Linked DNA regions of Homo sapiens: region 2 is linked to region 1. A link is an interaction called in ENCODE POLR2A ChIA-PET data of the cell type or tissue named here. Cell type or tissue: PC-9. All regions are shown on one strand.

Evidence for each region. Peaks named below come from ENCODE experiments on the same cell type or tissue, not always from the same donor. Only the 100,000 strongest peaks of a DNase experiment are listed, where the experiment ranks them.
Region 2: POLR2A ChIA-PET joins it to region 1 with 6 read pairs; 2 of 35 experiments call an interaction of 5 or more read pairs at or near these places.

The regions. Positions count from the first base shown.
Region 1 is chr19:41,930,718-41,934,717 of GRCh38, reverse strand. No RefSeq gene overlaps it. Among named protein-coding and RNA genes, the nearest start is that of ERFL, 4.3 kb to the right of the region's middle. RefSeq lists an enhancer at 2,976-3,507. In PC-9, no CTCF peak of the experiment used is centred here; no DNase peak of the experiment used is centred here; H3K27me3 peaks cover 2,464 bases.
Region 2 is chr19:41,781,498-41,785,497 of GRCh38, reverse strand. No RefSeq gene overlaps it. Among named protein-coding and RNA genes, the nearest start is that of CEACAM3, 13 kb to the left of the region's middle. In PC-9, no CTCF peak of the experiment used is centred here; a DNase peak (open chromatin) is centred at 1,667; H3K27ac peaks cover 3,727 bases.

The DNA.
Region 1 (4,000 bases):
AGGAGTCCAGGCCCCCAGGCCCTCCTGTCTCAGACCCAGGAGTCAGGCTCCCAGCTCCTCCTCCCTCAGACCCAGTGGGTCCAATCCCCAGCCCCTCCTCCCTCAGACCCAGGAGCCCAGGATCTGAGACCATCCTCCCTCAGACCCAGGAGTACAGGTCCTGGGTCATCTCTCTCAGAACCCAGGGGTCCTATCCTCTACCCGCCTCCTCTCTCTTCCTCCCAGGCAGCCTGTGACCTGCTCAGGGATAAATGGAGATTTCAGCTGGGGACTGACAGGCACTAACCAGAAATGTTGTCACCATTGCCTGCAGCTGAGACCCAAGGGACTGGGAGACCAGGGACCCACAGCATGTGCAGGCACACGGACAGGGACACAAACAGATTGTGTGTGTGTCCAGGAAACACAAACGTCTAATGGGATATGGGATTCAGTCAACATGCAAGGACACACAGACACCAGCCAACACACATGCACACCAGATCTCAGGGACACACACACACACACACACACACACACACACGCTGAGCTTCTGCCCATTCAGGGCAACTGACTTTGGGGACAGCGTAGATAGGACAGGAGGATCTCCCCAAACTCTCATCTCCAGATTGGCCCTCAGCCCCAAACCCTCAGCCTCTGCCCTTCTCCTGGCACCCTTGCCCCTTCCTCCCCACTTCCTGGCAGGTTCTCAGCCTCTTGGCCCCTCTCCTACCCTCTGCCCCCCACCCCTCCACTCTGCCTCTCTGGCCTCTCCTCTGCCAGGCTCGCTTTTCTCTGTTGCTCATGCTCCGCACACCCTTCAGCCCCTCTCCCCAGTTCCCTAAGTTCCTGTTTCTCAGCCTCTCACTTCTGTGTGTCTGTCTGTCTGTCTGTGTCATCAGTTTCTGCTGCCCAGTCCTCCATCTGTCTTTTTCTCTGAATTGTCTTTGTCCATTTCTTTGCTTCTCTGTAGCCAGTTAGTAACATCTGGGATTTTCTCTCTGAGCCACTCTCAATTTGTCTCTCTGTCGCCCTTTCTTAGGGTGTCTCTGCTCTCTGAGTCTCTCTGAATGTCCCTGTGTCTCTCTATAACTCTAGGCTTTGCAGTCTCCAAGTTTCTCTTCATGTCTCTGCATCTCTGCATCTCTCTTCTCTCTCTCGTCTCTCTCACTGTCTGTTCCTGTCTCCCTGTCTCTGTCTCTCTGTCCATCCATCTCTCTCTCCCAGCCCCTCCCTCCCTCCCCCTCTTTCCCTCTCTGTCTCACTCTTCGCCTCTCTCTTTTCTCTCTCAAGTGTTTTCAATTTTATTCTGAGTGGAATTAACTACCCCTGATGTCAAATTGCCGCCGAAATCGATAATAATATCTTTACAAAAGAGGATATTCTTCTCTCGGAGAACGGCCTCTGAAAAATGGAAAATTTAGTCGAAATTGATTCATTACTTGACACTTTATAGAACGGCTGCGTATTGATCGCACCTGTCATGTCCCATCTCCCCTAATCGAAGCTGAAGGCCGGCTCCGATGCCTGCTATTTTTCATAATTCCACCGCAGCCGACAGCTCCACAAACACCACCGCTCGCTCAGCCTCCGCCTCCCCGGGCCGGCTGCCACCTCGCGCCCTCGGCCTGGCCCTGGCCCCGCCGGCTGCACTGCACGGCCCGTCCCTCCGTCCATCTGCCCACCAATTCTGCAGACGCCCTGTGTCCATCCTCCCCTCCTTCCTGGCCACTCTCCCCTTCTGTCTGTCTGTCCCTCCTGCCCCAGCCCCAAGCCCTAAGTTTGTCTGTCCTTTTCCTGGACCAGCCCCCACATCTGTCTCCAGTCTTCCAACACCCTCGCCCATCCTTTCCCTCACCCTTGTCTGTCTGTCTGAATTCCCGCCCCCAGGCACACACCCTGGCTGGCTGCCTCCCCGTGCTCTCCTGGCTCCCATCTGTCCTGTGTCTGTCTGCCCTCCTTGCATCTTGTTCGTCCCGGGCCTTCATCCTTCACCTTCCAGGCCCATCTCGGTCCATCTTCTCCCACCCGGGATAGGGGTGGGGTGAGGGAGGGGTGGCCATGCTGTTTGTTTGCACCCCTCTCCCAGCTGACTGGACTCCCCCATTCCCTCTGCTCTCCCCAACATCCACAGCAGTGTGGCTTGGCCCAGCTCCAGGCCCGGCTCCCCGGGGACTCCCCGTCCTTCTCCCCAGCCCCTCTCTGCCTGCTTTCTCCTCACCTCCCTCCCTGCTCTCTTTAACGTCCTCTCCCTGCCTCCCTCCTCCCCTCTCCCTCCCTCCCTGCCTCCTCCCCAGGCCCTGTGGGCTAGGCTTTGCCCTCAGCAGGGACCCAGAGATGAATCAGGCACAGGCCCTGCCCACAGGGAGCCTCAAGCCCCGAGGGATCGGGGATGGTGGGCGGTCATACTGAGCCAGAGGACACAGTGGTAGGGTGGGCCCTGCTCTGGGAGGACGCAGAGCCGTGCAGGCAGGGCGCTTGTCTGCGCAAGCTCCTAGTCTAATATGGGGGCAGCGGGGAGGGCAGGGTGGCCTGGTGGTTAAGAACACAGACCCCTCGGCCAGGCTGCTTGGCTCCAGGTCCCCTTCCAATACTAACTAGCTGTGTGACAGCCGGCAAGTGATTCTGTGCCTCAGTTTCCTCATCAGTAAAAGTGGGGGTGACGCTTATAACAGCATCTACCTCTTAGAGTTGTGCCGTGAGACTTGCTTGAGTTAATCTGTGTATAGAGTTTAGGCCACTGCCAGGCACATCCCATTAAATGGTCCTTGTCATGACTATTGACATGCTGGGATTTGGGCCCCATTCAACCTCCCCTACCCACACCACCCCCACCTTCCCTTTTGTTCCTGTGGTTCCAGGAGGGCTGCAGTGGTGGGGAGAGAGTTAAGGAGATGGAATCTTGGGGTGGGGGGCTCCTGGTTTCACCCTCTGTCACCTTTAGTGGTTTCAGCTGCACCAGGAGGCATCTTTGTTAAAAGCAATCTCGAGAGAGCCGATAGCCCTCACGGAGGGGTCCTCTTGCTCTTGGGGGTTTCAAGAGTCTAGAGGATATTACAGACCCCAGAGGTATGCTCTCTCCTTCACGGGTAATAAATTCAGTCCACTGGGTGTTAGAGGCTGGTGAGGGTATTCTCCTGCTCCCTCTCTCTGTCTCCCTCTCTCCTAGGGGGCATTAAACACCCTGAGGGCGTCCTCTCTCAGTGGGGTATTAACTACAGTCTTCTGCTGCTGCAGCCTCCCTGGGGATGTTAAGTACAGCTTAACGATCCCCCTCCTGTGAGACGCTTCCTTCAGCCAAGTAGGCAGAGTTGGCAACACTGCTAACGAGGGAACGTGTGCCCCTGCCGGCCGCGGGCGTGCTGTGCAGTGAGGGGTCTCTTTCACTGAGCACCTACTATGTGCCTTACACAGCGCTGCACGCTCTGGTCTCCTTTTCACAAATCCTCCCGAACCCTAGGACTCAGAGAGGGAGCATAAATTACTCCAAAATGCACAGCCCCCAGAGGTGTTCCAGAAATCAAGACGGTGTCTTCTGGGGGTGGGGGGTGCTGAGGGTGTTCTAAACAGTCAGACGGGTGCTGTTCCCATTCCTACCGGTGTGTGGGATGCACAAGGCAATGGGTCCTGGCCCCCCCAACCCCAGCCCCAAGAGCATCAGAGCTCTCCTTGGGGGGTCCTCCCCACCCTCTGATTGGGCATTGCAAGACCCTCAAAGGTGTTAACATTACAGTCCAGGTGTTTCTGACACCTGGGGACGTTTTCCTGTCTCCCAGAGGGGCGTGGTTTAGAGATAAAGTCTTAAAGCCCTATTGACTGATGGTCTTTGCTATCTTAAGGGTGTCTGTCCCTCACATTCCAAAGATGTTCTATTTTCCAGTAGGGTGTCGTGTATGGTGTGATAAACTGTATCTCTCCAGAGGATGTCCTATCTTACTGAAGGGTGTTATCTACAGTCAATTGAGCTCTTTCTGCTTAGAAGGTGTTCTGTCCCTCTTCACAGGGGTTTAATGGTCATGAA
Region 2 (4,000 bases), 150 kb after region 1:
GATGGGGTCTGAGATTCTGCATTTCTAAGGAGCTTTTGGACATGTCGTTGCTTTTGGTTGGTGGGCCACACTTTGAGTAGCAAGGGTTGAGGGTCATTTAGACATTAATTCTCATTGCACCTGATTATAGATGAAGAGAGACTGAACTGCAGAGAAAGAATATAACTTGCTTCACCCTGCCATGCCCTTACTGCATGACTTTTTGTATTTAAACCCACAGCTTTAGCCTCTCCGACTAGTTCTTGCTCCATGCATCACGTAGTCCTGTCACTGTTGTTGGCGGCTTCTCTCTAGCTTAGGAATCCAGACTCCCCTTTTCACCACCTTCTTTGGTCTTGGCTCAAGGTTTCACTTTGGCTGGTTCTGCCCTCTCAAAACCTTCAGTGGCTTTTCTGTAATCAGATCAAATTTGAACGTCTGTCTAGTGTTCATTTCCCTGCAACATATTATCCCTGTTTAGCAAGCTTACCTAACTTCCCTGTTTTAAAATGGTTTCTTTCTGCTTCAGCTCTCCCTGCTCCTTCCTGTTCCCTACACATACCCTGTTCAGGTCTCTCGGTGGTAGTGGTGGTGGCATGGGTTCCGGTGTTAGACTCACTGAGGTTCTAATCCCACATCCACCAACAACCTTGGCAAGTTACTTCCCCTTTCTGAGGATCAGTATCCTCCTTGTGAAATATCCCCATATCGTGTGTGAGAAGAGTAAATAAAATAACATCTGCAAACCCACTCTTACTCCTGGGACCTTCTTCAAAACTAGCATCTCCGGTGGGGCCTGTGTGTGTCTTTGTGCATCCAGAGTGGTGCAAAGTGTGCATCTTTGCGTGCGTTGTGTATTTCTATCACATGATTCATAATTTCCTTCCCATCAGTGGCAATTAGGAGCTCATCTCAGGCTTAGGATAGTAAAATTATATGGCATGTGTTTTCACTACAATAAAGGTCCCTCTGAGGTCTGAGGAGGAAATTGGCCAGGAGGGCTGGATGCTTTACTTAGGTTCCCTTGGCTTCTGTTTCTCTTTGTGTCTGCTTTCCTAAGCCTGAGTCTTTCAGGGTCTAACCCAAATCCTTCCTGTTTTGTGAAATGTTCAACCGTTTTTGACCCAGTTGATGCCACCCTTCTGTAACTTATTTCATCCATGTATTGGCATTTAATTATGTGCCAGCCCTCCCAGTGAGACCCCCATAGAGAGGCTGGAAGGGTGTTGGCTGTGTGAGAATTGAGAATTGAAGGTTGAGTGAGTTCTTTTCTTACTACTCCCTGAGTGTTGGAGCTGCCTTCTATCTTTTTTTTTTTTTTTTTTTTGAGACAGGATCTCACTCTATTGCCCAGGCTGGAATGCAGTGGCATGATCTTGGCTCACTGCAAACTCCGCCTCCCAGGTTCAAGTGATTCTCCTGCCTCAGCCTCCCAAGTAGCTGGGATTACAGGCACCTGCCAACACGCCTGGCTAATTTTTGTATTTTTAGTAGAGATGGGGTTTCACCATGTTGACCAGGCTGGTCTTGAACTCCTGACCTCAGATGTTCTGCCGGCCTCAGCCTCCCAAAGTGCTGGGATTATAGGCGTGAGCCACTGCACTTGACCCTGCCTTCTCTTTTTTTCGAGCTATTGCCAGCAGCAGTTCCTCCTGTACCAGCAGCACCAGACCATGGCAGGCATGTGAATACCTTAGGGATTGCTCTTCTCAGGGTCCTTCCTGCCTCTGGGTTTTGGTTACAGTGGCATTTTTTTGCATGTTATCAGATGGCCCCTCTAAGGAGGGGACTGATGATATCTCTTTATAAAAACCTCAAGATAATAACTCTAACGAAGTTGAGCACAGTGTCCTCTTGCTTAAACAGCCGGGTGACAGGAGATGTGTACACTTTCCTATTTTGTGAAATTTATAACAGTCTTTATTCTCTTACTTCAAAAGAAATTAAGGACAAAAGACCAAGTGGGGAGAACAGGGTTGTTTAGGGGAGGTCATGTATCTCTGATGTGGATTTTGTGAATTTTTCATTCAGTTATACCCGGAAGTGTGCATCTTGGCATATGTGGTCATATATTTCCATGACATAATTCATAATTCCCTTCCCGTCAGTGGCAATCAGGAGCTCACGTCAGGCTTGTGATAGTAAAATTATATGGTGTGGGCCAGGCGCCATGGCTCACGCCTGTAATCCCAGCACTTAGGGAGGCCGAGGCACGCGGATCACGAGGTCGGGAGATCGAGACCACCCTGGCTAACACGGTGAAACCCCGTCTCTACTAAAAATACAAAAAATTGGCCAGGCGTGGTGGTGGGAGCCTGTAGTCCCAGCTACTCAGGAGGCTGAGGCAGGAGAATGGTGTGAACCCGGTAGGCAGAGCTTGCAGTGAGCCAAGATCGCACCACTGCACTCCAGCCTGGGCGACACGGCGAGACTCCGTCTTAAAAAAAAAAAAAAATTATATGGTGTGTGCTTTCACTACAATACAGGTTTCTCTGAGATCTGGAGAGAAAATAGTCCAGAAGGGCTGGACACTTTACTTGGTGTCCTGCGTCTCTCTCTCTTTTTTCTTTTTTTTTTTTTTGAGACAGGGTCTTTCTCTGTCACCCAGGCTGGAGCACAGTGGTGCAGTCTTGGCTCACTGCAGCCTCAACCTCCTGGGTTTGAGTGATCCTCCCACCCCAACCTCCCAAGTAAGTAACTGGGACTACAGCCATGTACTACCATGCTTGGCCAATTTTTTTTTTTTTTTGGGTAAAGATGGGGTTTCACCATGTTGCCCAGGCTGGTCTTGAACGTCTGAGCTCAAGTTATTTGCCTGCCTTGACCTCCCAAAGTGCTGGGATTACAGGCATGAGCCACCGCACCTGGTCCTGCCTTCTCTTTTTATTGGGTAGCATTCTACTCACCCATCATTTCTCAGTTAGGAGATTTTTTTGCCTTCCCATTTCCCTATCATGGGTCCATGCCAAATATTGTGTCTGGAACTGGATGTTAGGTCCAAGGAATGGCCTCCTAGCTGATTTCCAGGATTCTAATCTTCATGGTGTAAGCTGTAGATGCTGGTTAGAGTCACCTATATGGCATTTAAAACTTACCAGGGCCTGTGTCTTCCCCTAAGAGAGTCTGAGATGATTGGTTCATCATGTGGCCCAAGTATTGGTCACTTACAAATGCTTCCAAAGAAAATAGCCATTTTACAGTGGAGGAACTTTTAGCCCAGTGCTCAAAGTTAACGTCTCCAGTGATCAGAGATATCGACATCTTAGGACATCCTAATATGATGGATGGAGAAGGTGCAGCATCACCTCTGTGGTGTTCTTGTCTAACGTGTACAACCTAAGTTTAATCATGAGTAAAAAATAGAAGCCCAAACTGAGGGTCATTCTACAAAATAACTCCAATACTCTTCAAAAATGTTAAGGTCATGAAGGCAAAAGAAATTCTGAGGAACTGTACCAGTTTAAAGGAGACTGAGAGGACAAAAAATGAGATGCAGTGTGTGATCTTGGATTGGATCCTGGTCTAGAAAGAGGACATTAGTGGGGAGATAGAGGAGATTTCAATAAGGTCTGCAGATTCATTCATTGTACAATGTCAGTGATTAATGTATTTATTTTATTTTTTAAATTTAAATTAAATTAAATTTATTTTTTGAGACAAGAGTTTTGCTCTTGTTGCCCAGGCTGGAGTGTAATGGCATGATCTCGGCTCATTGCAACCTCTGCCCTCTGGGTTCAAGTGATTCTTCTGCCTCAACCTCCCAAGTAGCTGGGATTACAGGCATGCACCGCCACACCCGGCTAATTTTGTATTTTTAGTAAACGTGGTTTCTCCATGTTGGTCAGGCTGGTCTCGAACTCGCGACCTCAGGTGATCTTCCCACTTCGGCCTCCCAAAATGCCGGGATTACAGACGTGAGCCACTGCGCCCGGCCTATGTATTGATTTTAATGATTGCACTGTGGTTATCTAAAACAATATTTGGGAAAATTGAGTGAAAAGTATATGGGGACTCTATTTTT